Linked DNA regions of Mus musculus: region 2 is linked to region 1. A link is a loop called in an ENCODE intact Hi-C map of the cell type or tissue named here. Cell type or tissue: left cerebral cortex. All regions are shown on one strand. Links, peaks and the distances in the headings refer to the core of each region. The heading gives the core; the rest is flanking DNA.

The links. A loop is a pair of places that touch in the nucleus more often than their neighbours do. Peaks named below come from ENCODE experiments on the same cell type or tissue, not always from the same donor. Only the 100,000 strongest peaks of a DNase experiment are listed, where the experiment ranks them.
Region 2: it touches region 1 in a loop (7-fold over the local background); 1 of 42 quality-filtered maps calls a loop at or near these places.

The regions. Positions count from the first base shown.
Region 1 is chr5:72,440,190-72,448,914 of GRCm38, forward strand. All of the region lies in intron 3 of Corin (corin, serine peptidase), which reads right to left. Among named protein-coding and RNA genes, the nearest start is that of Gm23712, 26 kb to the left of the region's middle. In left cerebral cortex, for the core only: no CTCF peak of the experiment used is centred there; no DNase peak of the experiment used is centred there.
Region 2 is chr5:70,436,100-70,441,099 of GRCm38, forward strand. No RefSeq gene overlaps it. Among named protein-coding and RNA genes, the nearest start is that of Gm26072, 110 kb to the right of the region's middle. In left cerebral cortex, for the core only: no CTCF peak of the experiment used is centred there; a DNase peak (open chromatin) is centred at 2,945.

The DNA.
Region 1 (8,725 bases), core at 2,200-7,199:
AAGGGATCTGCAACCCTATAGGTGGAACAACAATATGAACTACACAGTACCCCCCAGAGCTCGTGTCTCTAGCTGCATATGTAGTAGAAGATGGCCTAGTTGGCCATCAGTGGAAAGAGAGGCCCATTGGTTGTGCAAACTTTATGTGCCTCAGTACAGGGCCAAGAAGTGGGAGTGGGAGGGTGGGGGAGCTTGTGGGGGACTTTTGGGATAGCGTTGGAAATGTAATTGAGGAAAATACGTAATAAATAAAGAAAAAAAGTGGAAGTAAGTTTTTAAATGGTGATATTCATGGCCTATATTGCCTGGGAAGGAAATTTGAGAGTTTATGGGAAGGAAATAAACAGATCCATTTCATAGCATTTAGCACTAGGTTTTCCCATTTTATCAGTAGTATTCTTTATCATCTGTCATCAAAAAATGGTCTCATTTTTGATCGATGTAAGTGGTTGTTTATTTTTGACTCACATTTGTTTCAACTGTGCTTTCTTTTAAATGTTTGCTAAATTAAATAAAATCTGGTTTTTTTTTTAATAAAAAAAAGTTGTAACAAAACCACAGTAAATATGTAACACTATCACATGAGAGGCAAGAGTGGTCAAATTTTTAAAACATGAAAAATCTTTTTTCTATAGAATTTTACTATCTGCTGTCTAATATCCTTCCAGGAAACGTGGGTGGAGCTTCTGTTTGCCTTGATACACTTGCATATTTAATTAAAGAATGCCTAGTCTGAACATCATACCAGGAGAGAAGATTGTGCCAGAGATATTAGTTTGCCTTAACTTGCCCAAAATGCATCATTTTAAGTTCTGGGTTTTACCTCAGAGCTTTCCCCTGGCAATGGCCCTACATTTGTTTGCCCTGTCTCCAGAGCCTGTGGATCTGGAAATCAAGAAGTGAAGCTCTGTACACAGTGCTGCTCAGTAGTTTGGGGAGAAAGTCATGAAAATGTTGGTCTTCTTTCCAATCTCTCCTTTGGCTCCTCTCATAAAGTCTGTTATTAATTTGGATGCTACTTCCCATGTGGTCCTCAGCCCTTTGTATGGTGACATTGTTGTGAACATTCTCAAGTTCGCTTCTGTCTGTGTATTTTCGTGCTCAGTATTGACTGAGCGACCATAGCCCTCCGGGCACTGTTCTCAGCCCAGTCTCACGCATTGTTAGTTCATTTGCTCTGCCTACAGCTTGTTATCTCAGATTCACAGCTGAGGAAACAAGGTGGAGTCGTTTCCCTAAGAGTCCACACAGCTGGCAAACGGCAAGGCAGAACTCTAACACCATGTACCTCACTCCCCACTCCAGTCCCTTTCCACCAGTCGCTGCCTCGGACACCAAGCATCATCAGCATCTTCTCACCTAATGTATATTCATTCCGAGGAGCCCCATGTACCATTGGTCTGACTTCCACAGAGGTCTCTCTCCTCACATGACCAATCCCTGTTGGACTCCTGGTGTGTGCCAGGCACAAAGAAAGTGGTAAGAAGCAAGTAAGATCCCAGCCTTTGAAACGTTGTGGTCTGGTGGGAGAGAAGACACAAAACAAATATACACTGCCTGGCCTATACAACGAGACACATGCCCACGATGCTGATGCTCAGAAGGAACCAAATCAGGGACGTACCTCCCTGGAGAGAGATGCTCACCACGACCAGAATGAACTGAGGACTACTATTAGTCAGAATCAAAATGGAGTCTCTCTGTTAGCTCTAACAATAAAATATGTAATAAATTAATCCCAGATGTTATCCACCAAGACCTCTCATCTCATTGATTAAAAGCTGGCAAGAGTAACCATCACAAAAGACTGTCAGGACCACAACCTTGCACAAGAGCCACTGCAAGCTTACACAAAGTTGTATCTGCAGGGACATCTGTGCAGCAGCCATTTCTTTCATCATGGATTGATGCTACCCTTGTGTAGTCACCCCTGTAGAGCTAATCACTTTAGTCAAGGACTGTTATTGCAAGGTATGCAATCCCCCTTCCACCTAACCAAAGCTGCCTCTTGCTTCCACCTCTGGAAATACACGTAGTTCACTATGGCAGGCTTATTCCCATAGCAGGGTTTGTTATTCACAAATGAGCTTAATTACTATTTGGAGAAACTCTGATTAGTATAGAAACTGACAGTTTTGAAAGTAAATTCCTCCTTTAAGAAATATCACAAAGCTAAAAATTCAAGCACCAAACATGTAAGCTTCAGATGCCAAAAGGAATGATTTGACCCAGCTCTTTGAGATTCTCTGAAGTTATTCTCCCACTCAAAGTTTGCTCTCTGTCCCCTGTCTTCATTGTGTCTATTGAGATACTTAAATTGACATCACTTTATATTATTTGCTGGGGATTCATAATCATCAAATGAGATCATTGAAAGGGAGCACTTCCCTTCTTGCCACTGGCTTAATTATAGAAGCTAGACTGCCCCTGAAGGGTAGAGAGCCACAGCAGTGGTCTGATTCAGAGAGCTAACCTTTCCAGACAGCAAACATATCGCAGGAGCATCCCATTTAAAGTGTCCCTGCATCTTTTCACAGTATGTCAAGTATTATCTTCATAGTAGCACTGACAAATACAGATGGACCTCACCTTCATGATGTACTGATAAATTTATTGAAATTTGCAAGTATCAGCCAGGGCTGTTGGCATAAAGTGTAACCCTAGCTACCCAGGTGACAGAAGCAAGAGGAACATGCGTTCAAGGTTCACATGGACTACAGAATGAGCTCAGGGCGAGCCTGCATGACTTAGTGAAATCCTATCTCAAAGCAACATGGAAAAAAATATATTAAAAGCAGGCTGGGGAATTGTTCAGTGGTGAAGTGTCTGTTTGACCTATGTCAGGCCCTAGGAATCCCAGGCAGTATAAATCAAAAGTCGTGTGTGTGTGTGTGTGTGTGTGTGTGTGTGTGTGTGTGTGTGTGTGTGTGGCAGTGTAGAGCCAGCAGCAGTTGCTTGCCTGTGTGACTAGGTGGCTGACTGGAAGCTGGGGGTTTGTCACTGCCCAGAATCACAGAACATAGTATCACACTCCGCCAGAGCAGGAGAAAGTTCCCAACTCAAAGTAGAGTTTCCACTGCATGCATGCCAAAGAAACGAAAGTCAAGCAACTGTATGTTCCTTAGAGACCTGATCCCACCACCCTCCCACATCGAAGAAATGAATTCTTCACTAGAATGTCACTGGGGGTATACCCAATAATTATTCAAAGAATAATAGATGAGACTAAATCGAAAAACCTCTTGGCTTTAAAAGACTTTTTTTTTTTTATTGAATGATAGCCAAGTAGCTTTAGAAAGCCAGGGTATCTGAGACACAATGGCCTTGTTTCTGCTGCTGACTAACATTGCTGCTATTGATTTCAATAACCTGTTCCCTAGATGTCTTGACAGTGTGGGAGGTGGCCCACACTGTTGCCTTCATAAGATCTATTTATGTCTTTGACTACTGTCTGGACAGTACCTCTGTAGTTGAGAGGGGAGCCTCTCTTTCCTGTCTCTACAAAGCTACACCCTTGACCTTCTGTCATTCTCGTTGGCTTTAGCAGGAGATCTCACCAGAGTAAAGGGAAGGCAGAGGCTCTTTGAACCAAGTTCAAGAGGGGGAGAAATATGAAGAGGAAACACGGCACACAGAGTGCCACAGAGCACCCTCAGGACAGTGGGAGCACAAAGAACAGTACTGAGTGACAACTGTAGGAGGCTCTGCAAACTCTTGTGAAAGCTCGCTGCTCTGGGTCTGAGAAACAGACCACTCACAAAGCTGAGAGATCTCTAAAAGCAACAACAGTACTACTTAGTTTTCTCTTTACAGTGGCCAAATGCCTCATAAGCAACTTTAGGAAAGAAGGGTTTGTCCCATCTTACATTGAGAGGATGCTGGATACAGTCCATCAGGGCGCGTATTGGGGGAGGGGCGTCAGGCAGCTGCTCATGAGACAGCTGGGCACATTGCGCATCTGCAGCCTGGAGCACACAGAAGCTAATGCTGGATTCTCCACTAGCTGGGACTCCATTCCAGAAAACAGCGCCACCTACGTCGGTGTGAGCCTCACTCAGTTAATTCAATCTAGAATATCTCTCGCCCGGGGAAGTGGTGGTGCTCACCTTTAATCCCAGCACTCGGGAGGCAGAGGCAGGTGAATTTCTGAGTTCGAGGCCAGCCTGATCTACAGAGTGAGACCCAGGACAGCCAAGGCTATGCAGAGAAACCCTGTCTCAAAAAAACAAAAACAAAAACAAAAATCTCTCACTACTGGAATGGAATGGAGACTCAGAAACAAATCCACATATGTGCCATCAATTACTTTTGATAAAGATGCCAAGAACAAGTAATAGAGAAAGGATGAACTCTTCAACAGGGTTAAGAAAAACAGGTACTGACGTGCAGTCTAACTCAAATGGATCCTGATCTCACGCCATATTCAAAACCAATTCAAAATGGATCAAAAACTTAAAGATAAAACTTGGAACTGTAGGAAGACACAAGAACAATCTACAGTGGCCTAGGCCTGAGCAATAACTTAAGAATATGCTATCCAAAGTGCAGAGAGCACAAGACAAGACAGACAAATGGTACTATGTCAAGCTAAACGCCTTCTGCACAGACAAGGAAGCAATCAACATTACAGAGAGGCCCCTATGAAGTAAGAGAAAAATATTTGCAAATCATGAATCTGATTCTTATCTGGATCAGAGTTAATGCCTTAAATACAGAAAGAATTTAACAAGAAAAAAAATCCGATTATCAAAAAAGTCCAAGCATCTAGCTGAACAATTCTCAAAAGAAAACACACTACATAAAAAAGAAGTATAATATTGCTAGTCACCACATAAAATGTTAATTAAAACCACAAAAGACATAACTTCATACCTGCTAGACTGGTTCTTATTTAAAAAGAAAGAAAATGGCAAATATTGGTGAATATGTGGTATGTATTAATATAGATATAGTGGAAAGAAGTTTCTCAAAACATTAAAAATACAATTACTAAATGATCCAGACATTCCAATCATAGATAAATAAAGGATAAAAACATCAGACTATTAAATAGATGTCTCATCAACATTATTTGTAAGAGCTAATATTTCGACTCAGCCAACGATATAAACTTATAAAATTATGTGATGTTGGGTATATTATAGAATATTGTTCATCCTTTTCAAAAGAAGAAAGTCTTTGGCTGGGGATATAGCTCAGTGGTGGATTGCTTGTCTAACTGAAGTCGTGGTTTCAAACTCTGTCATTTGCAGCAACATGGGTGAACCTGGAGAACATTGTGTTAAATGAAATAAAGCTAAGCACAAAAATCAAACAATCGCATGAATTTACTCATATGTGAAATCTAAAAATGTCAAGCTATCAAGAACAGATTTATATCAGGGATGGAGAGATGGCTCAGGGGTCAAGGGCACTGATTCCTCTTCCAGAGGACGAGTTTCAATTCTTAGCACCAACATGTGGTTAACACGTGTAGTTACTGTTCCGGGACATTCAACTCTCTCTTCTGGCCTCTGGGGAACTGTTCACACACACGGTACACAGACATGCATGCAGACAAAACACTCATACACATAGAATAAAATAAAACATAATAATAATTTAAAATATTTTTAAGACCAAAGTAATATTATAGTTGCCAGGGGCTGGTGTGAGAAGAGGTGATCACTGGGAGACATTGTTTACAGGGCACAAAATTTCAGTAAGACTGGGAGAATGACTGTGGTAGGCCTATTGTACAATACTATGAGTACAGGTACTGATATGTATTATACACGTTGAAAGTTGTTAAAAGATACCTGGTATGTATTCTCTATAAATACATACATACATGCATACATAGATACATACACATACACACACACACACACACACACACACACACACACACACACACACACACACACACAAATGTCAGTCACAAAGAGAAACCCAGATACCGTGACAACAGCTTTTTCTCATACTTCAGAGCCAGGACTTTGCATTGAGGAGAAAATGTTTGCAAGTCCTCACCTATGGCCCAATTAGACAGAAGTCTTAGTCTATTCCCTGCTGTAGGGCAAAGTCAACCCAGGTCAGAAACACATCAGCTGAGCGGAATGATGACGGTCATCTGCTACACTCGACAACTAACAGAGAAGGGAACGTTCCGTCAGAGTCATTCCTGAGGCCAGCCGATTTGAAAGGATTTCGTGTCCTCCAAAAATTAACGAGAGTGTCCAAGTAAGATAAGGGGAAGCAGGAGGCTTCCTTAGGCAGCCTCGTGTACCAGATTCCGATGCCATCAACTGTGTATTACATCCCCATAAATGTTTGTTCAGATGCCCCGCCAACTTAGAATCCCTTAAACCTCAAACATGTAGTCTGAAGAATAACTAGAGTTCTGAATCTCCAAGGCAAGGCCATAAGGGAAGACATGTGACAAATGCATCATAGGAGCCTGTAAACAAATATATAGAATTTTTGAAGTACACAGGTATTAGTTCTATTTACATTGGTGTGATATGGCAGGACTGAGGTGGGGGGGGGTATTTATTTCTAGCTCATGGTTCCAGAGTTGGAAAAAACCGATTATCTGTTTGGGTCACATGACAGGAATAATAATTGTGATTGTTCTTGATGGGGCCCCAGAGTCCTGAACTCTGTATGGGAAGGATGCTGCTGACAACTGTAGGCGCACATGTTTACGGAGGTTGATGGTGCTTGTGTAACCCCCAGGATCTTCTACTTCACATGGTCAGCAGACACAGGGCCCCTTGATCCCTAAACTCCAGAATAAGCAGGGACTTCTGATTTGAGGTCTCCATTTCTTTCTCACAGAAATCTTCCTACATAATTCATTTTAAAACGTCCATCGGTGCTAAACAACAAATAGTGAAATAACATACTTGCTGTGGCTTAACAGCCATCAGCTTATCAAACATCGGGGCTCTGATAATGCGTATCCTGGAGGACGTTCTGCAGAGCAAATGTACAAACGCTAACCAAAGCCAACTAAGCTGAGTCCGACTTCTCAATAAATGAGTGGAGAATTCAAAGGCAATTCTAAGGAGAGCGGTGTAAAATTCTACCTTCCCAACTTTGTAAGGTAATAAAATGTCCATGTATACAAGGTTGGCCTCCCATTTGTTATAATTTGGATGGTAAAGTCTCGGTTCTATCATCTGAAGACACATGTGTTATACATTTTTTAGTTTACTAATATAATAAGAGTTTGTTGAAAAATTCAAGAAAATTCAAAGTTCCACAGAGTACGTATGGACACTGCGAGCCATAATGCATTTGGTTTTGTATCTCTGAGTCTGGAGTGTCTATGGAAGTTGCTCATGGACTTTCAAAACCTATTTGGAAGCTCTTTTATAATAAGACATAGGCACCAACGGTTTTAGCTACTGCCTGTTGTAACAGCAGAGTAGCCGTGTAGAAAGTGTTCCAGTAGGAAACCAAGCATTGCAGAAACCTTCCCAGAAATGCAGCAAATGAAGAGAAGAACAGGCAAGTCTGTCATACAAAGGGATATGAGTTTGATGTAATTAAGTATGGAAGCTATAGATTATACCCTTAAACTAAAATATAATTTATAATTATAATTAAAACAATCGGGAGGAAATGGGTTTTTTTATAACATTAAAATTGAATAAGTTAGCAAAATATATATTTTTGGTGAATTCAAGTGGATCATATTTTTAATCTCTCAAACCATAAATAATACCTTCAGGTCTCAAGGCAATTAATTATCAGCCATGGGCTGGATGGATGAGGTTTTTATCATACTTAACTTTACGGTCCATGGAGACAACCCAGAATGAGTGCCCAACAAATAACTGCAGATAGACAAACACCCCATAGAATGTTAAACCAAACACTCTGGAATCAAAATATCTCATAAAACTCAGAAGTGGACATAGGCATCAGGAGAAGTTTTCACAGCTTACCCTAATTATAAACACGTGTTCAAAAGTCTGTTCATGAAATACTGCCAAGCAGCGAGATAAAGGAATAATACACGCCAACACAAAAACATGAGGGATGGTCTGCATCAAACATGGACAGACAGAAAGCTTTGAGTTTGGAAAATTTCTTCACTGTACTCATTTTCAACTACAGCTATGTGAAAAGGCTTATTCTTCAAAGACACAAGAAATAGCCAACAGACTCCCACTGGTGAGGCTACCCAAATCCCTGAGACAGTCAGCAAACCAAGTGACTGGGGCCAAAAATCATGCACAGTATCAATTCTTTAAGAATCACATAGTCACACACACAGTGAAGCAGGCCGCTCAGCCTGGCTTGAGTTTTCACTTGGTATCTGAGCCTTTGGTTTCTAAAGGATCACTTCCTGCTTTGAGTGTGGCCAGGATCATTTTTTTTTTTTTTGACCTACTGATATCAATGTGCTACCGTGCATTTTTTTTTTTTTCTAGATGGATCAAGGGTGTTGGGCTGTTCTTCCTAAAGGGGAAGTGACAATGGATCTGGATAGGAAACATTTGAGCCACAAACATTTTCAGTGTGACTGATCTTGTTCTTATTTGCTATATCAATCTGCTGTGGGACCATGACCTTTAGGGGTACCTATTTACATGAGGGGTAAGTCAGGATTTGCTTAGGAGAAACGGTTGCAGGACAATCCCCGAAATGATGATGATAAAGATGATATTAATGATAATGATAATGATGGTGATCATGATGATATTAGAAGAGTGACACAGAAACTGTCCCCTCT
Region 2 (5,000 bases), core at 1-5,000, 2.0 Mb before region 1:
CTATCCCAAAAGTCACCCATACCCTCCCCCCTCCACTCCCCTACCCATGCACTCCCACTTTCTGGCCCTGGCGTTCCCCTGTACTGGGGCATATAAAGTTTGCATGTCCAACGGACCTCTCTTTCCAGTGATGGCCGACTAGGTCATCTTTTGATACATATGCAGCTAGAGTCAAGAGCTCCGGCGTACTGGCTAGTTCATAATGTTGTTTCACCTATAGGGTTGCAGATCCCTTCAGCTCCTTGGGTACTTTCTCTAGCTCCTCTATTGGGGGCCCTGTGATCCATCCAATAGCTGACTGTGAGCATCCACTTCTGTGTTTGCTAGGCCCCGGCGTAGTCTCACAAGAGACAGCTATATCAGGGTCCTTTCAGCAAAATCTTGCTAGTGTATGCAATGGTGTCAGCTTTTGGAGGCTGATTATGGGATGGATCCCTGGATATGGCAGTCTCTAGATGGTCCCTCCTTTTACCACAGCTCCAAACTTTGTCTCTGTAACTCCTTCCATGGGTGTTTTCTTCCCAATTCTAAGAAGGGGAAAACTGTCCACACTTTGGTCTTCATTCTTCTTGAATTTCATGTGTTTTGCAAATTGTAACTTATATCTTTTGGTATTCTAAGTTTCTGGGCTAATATCCACTTATCAGTGAGTACATATTATTTGAGTTCTTTTGTGATTGGGTTACCTCACTCAGGATAATGCCCTCCAGGTCCAATCATTTGCCTAGGAATTTCTTAAATTTATTCTTTTAAATAGCTGAGTAGTACTCCATTGTGTAAATGTACCACATTTTTTTGGTATCCATTCCTCTGTTAAGGGGCATCTGGATTCTTTCCAGCTTCTGGCTATTATAAATAAGGCTGCTATGAACATAGTAGAGCATGTTTCTTTCTTACTAGTTGGAACATCTTCTGGATATATGCCCAGGAGAGGTATTGCAGGATCCTCCTATAGTACCATGTCCAATTGTCTGAGAAACCGCCAGACTGATTTCCAGAGTGGTTGTACAAGCTTGCAATCCCACCAACAGTGGAGGAGTGTTCCTCTTTCTCCACATCCTCGCCAGCATCTGCTGTAACCTGAATTTTTGATCTTAGCATTCTGACTGGTGTGAGATGGAATCTCAGAGTTGTTTTGATTTGCATTTCCCTGATGATTAAGGATGCTCAGCTTGCTTTCTTATAGAACCCAAGACTACCAGCCCAGAGATGGTTCCACCCACAAGGGGCCCTCCCCACTTAATCACTAATTGAGGAAAATGCTCCACAGCTGGATCTCATGGAGTCATTTCCCCAACTGAAGCTCCTTTCTCTGTGATAACTCCAGCCTGTGTCAAGTTGACACACAAAACCAGCCATTACGAAAGTTCTTTGTATTTTATCTGTGAACAAAGTTATCAAAGGTGGGATAGAAAACCTCAGTTGACATAAAATACTTATGACAACAAGCACATCCCTGTAGATATTCATAGAAAAAAATGTGTGAATTTTAGATACAGATTATTGAACAATAGCATCTTACCCATAATTCCAAAATTAACAGAGATCTGGGGACCTCTGATGTGATTCTGTGCACATTCTCTGAAGAGACACTGATGTGCCCGATGACAAAGTGCTTCTTACTATTTACTCTCACACTCTACATTCGAACATGTATGCTTTTTTTCCAAAAGTCTTCACTAAGATAGTATCCACCTCCACTACTATTGGAGAGATGAAAATAATACATGAAGTCAAGAGGAAAACATGATAGGTTAGGATTACAGGAAAAGGCAGATGAGAGAAAGTGGAGATAGATTTAACCAAAATATATGCTGCATTCATGTATAAATTCTCACCCAATAACTTCTTAATACATCATTAGAGTAGAGGAAGAAGAATTATATAACGAGTTCTGTATCCCAGAACTTATTATCCAATGTTAGCTCTAGAACAGTTCCAAACTGAAGTCACATCTTTCTTAGCACAGGGTCACATGGATCCTTTGTGTCTGAAGCAGGTTCTTGTATAACTGACATGCCTAGCTGGAATGCATTGAAAGGGTGATGTTTTAGGGCTGGAAATACATCCTAGAGACTAAGATCAGATCTTAGTGCTTAACCAAAGGGCCTAGGGTTGGTTCCCACCACCCATTTTGTGCTACACAGAACCACCTGTTGTGGGGCAGTGGGCTGTGAAAGGTAGCCTAGTTCCTGGTTAAGCTAAGGATCTAAGCCCTGGAGATCTTAAAGGATGGTAGGCATTTGCCTGTTCCCCAGCACCCGGCCCCTTTTACATAGCTACAGTCACCATAGTCCTCTGTAGAGAGTTTTATGGCCATCAGCAACATAGGAGCTGTACCCCAAGCCCTCCCCATGTAGGTGAGGTATCCCCCCAAGCTCTCAGACTAAGCCAAAAGGAAGTACCTACTGTGAGACACTGACTCACTCAAAAACTGTATATATGGATCCTATCCAGAAGGGATAAATGTGTGTGAGAACCTTGACAAGACTAAGGGCCTCTCCTCCCATTGATGACCAACTAGGCCATCCTCTGCTACATATGCAGCTAGAGACACGAGTCCCATCATGTGTTTTCTTTGATTGGTGGCTTAGTCCCAGGGAGCTCTGGGGGTACTGGTTAGTTCATATTGATGTTCCCAATATAGGGGACTGCCAGGGCCAGGAAGCAGGAGTGGGTGCGTTGGGGAGCAGGATGAAGAGGGAGATGGGAGGGGATTTTCAGAGAGGAAACTAGGAAAGGGAATAACATTTGAAATGTAAATAAAGAAAATATCTAATAAAAAAATAAATGGTATGTGAGAATTACTGTGTCCTCTGAGAGCTTCTGTCATAAGAGTTGTAACACTTGTAACACTTCTCTGCTTGGGGTAGAGATCTGCTCTCCAGAAAACGCCCACCAAAAGCTTCCCTGCACTCCTCACTGGCTAGTAAGCTTCCCGCAGACTCAGCCTGGCCCAATTCAGCTCACAGTGACCAATGAAGCATCTTGGAGCAACTAAAGAAGCAGTGGCCAAGACAGAGGTGGGGGCAGCTGCAGTAGTGGAGGCAGCAGAGGCAATTCCTCTCCCTGCTCCTGTTCTCTCTCCTTCACCTGAACCCTCGGACCTGGCAGGGCCAGAGTTCTCCATGGAAAGTCTCCAGTACACAGGCCCACAACCTATAGCTAGTTTTCCTCTCTGATTTCTATGAGCACTTGCATACATGTAATACTCATAGAAACAGACCTGTAGGAGGGCACATAATAGAGCTGTTGGAGTGGACATATGTGTGCACATGTTCACACACACACAAATAAACCAACATTTAAAGTAGAGTCTGGCGATCTGATGTGGTATGATGACTACATAGTATGCACAAGAATGTACGCAGTATCTACGTAAAAAATGTCTGTGTCTGTAAAGGATGCAGTCTAAAGGACATAGAGTCTTCAGGCTTCCAAAGCACAGATTAAGACAGAGATGACGATGGAGCTTTTATTGAACACTCAGAAGAAAACTAGCAAGTGGAAAGCCTTGAACTGAGAAAAAAATACAGAAATGGATAGTTTTCATTTTGAAATGGCTATTTTAACAAAAATAAATAAAAGCGAGTAATGTAGTTATTTGGTTTTAATTTTTATTTCCCACAATGTTAACGAAATGTTTTCACTTAGTTTTTTTTCCCCGATTTTCAGACAATGTTGTGAACTTTCAAACAAAACTACAAAAATATTTATACATTTAGACCTTTTCCTAAAATAAAATTGCATACTATAAAATAAATGCCTTTCCTATTTTCGTGTATGTATTTTTATTATTTATAACTACATTGATTATTTAAATAGATAACTTCTTCCAAGAAGTTATGAACCACAGCAACAATCAGTATATTTGGGGAACTCAGTGCTTAAATAATTAAATTCAGTGCTCAAAATACCAATGTTATCGCATCTTATTGACATATTTGTAAACCACTAGCATCTTTCGTATCTTTTTTTATCTGACATATCTGTCATAATTTGACATTCAGTGAAACATCGACTACAGAAAATAACAGAAAAGAGAGAAATACTTAGCTTCTACAGAGTTTCTATAAATTGTTCTGGCTGCAGATGGTCTAAAGATTGAGTGATTATAACCAAGATTTTAGCCTACTCACTTACCAGTTAATATTGAGACAGATTTGTGTTCATGTACCAGCTCATGGGGTGTTACTTTTTTCCCTGTACTGTGGTTTGTAGCTTTAGTTCTCTCTAATGCTAGAATTTGCACCCTGCAGTCTTCCTGTAGGAAAGCTGCGGGAAAACTTGTAGCATGACAAAATTGACATCTGAGAAACAAAACACTGAACAAAAAATAAAGTAATAGAATTTTTTTTTGAAAAGGAAATGAAGTAAAGAGAAAGTGTCCACCAGGGATAATATGGCAGCCATATTAAGTCCCATTCTAGAATTCTCCCAAAGGAGAGGGCACCACAGCCATAGGTAATCATTAGTGAACCCTCTAACTGGGGTTAGAGGACACAAGAACATGTGTATAAAACTAGCTGTATATGTAAGTTCTCTGTGTATTTGTTCCAAAATAATGCAAACTTTATTAATAGCATTTCTTTAGTAATAATAAAAATTATCATAAAATATCCAGTTTAAAAAAACACATAAGTTTTATTTATCTTACAATTCTTAAAAACAAGCCTCGCTGCGTTAAAATGATAAATGAAGGAAGACTCTGAGCTTTACCCCTCACATAGAGGGTTGGCTTCTCTGTGCTTCATTGACACATATAAGGTATTGCTACACTTGTGATCCTACTAATGCCTTAGTCTCCTGACTCTTTCATACAAGTAATCTTATGAGTATGACAAGCTTATTGGGATATAAATAGCATAAACTTTTCACCTCACTGTCTTTCATTTAATTGCATCACAATCATAAAGTTTAGTAGGTAGATATTTGTAGAGGGAATATTACCCAACCTATCATACGAAGCAATCCTAACATGCATTATGTAACTATTTTTT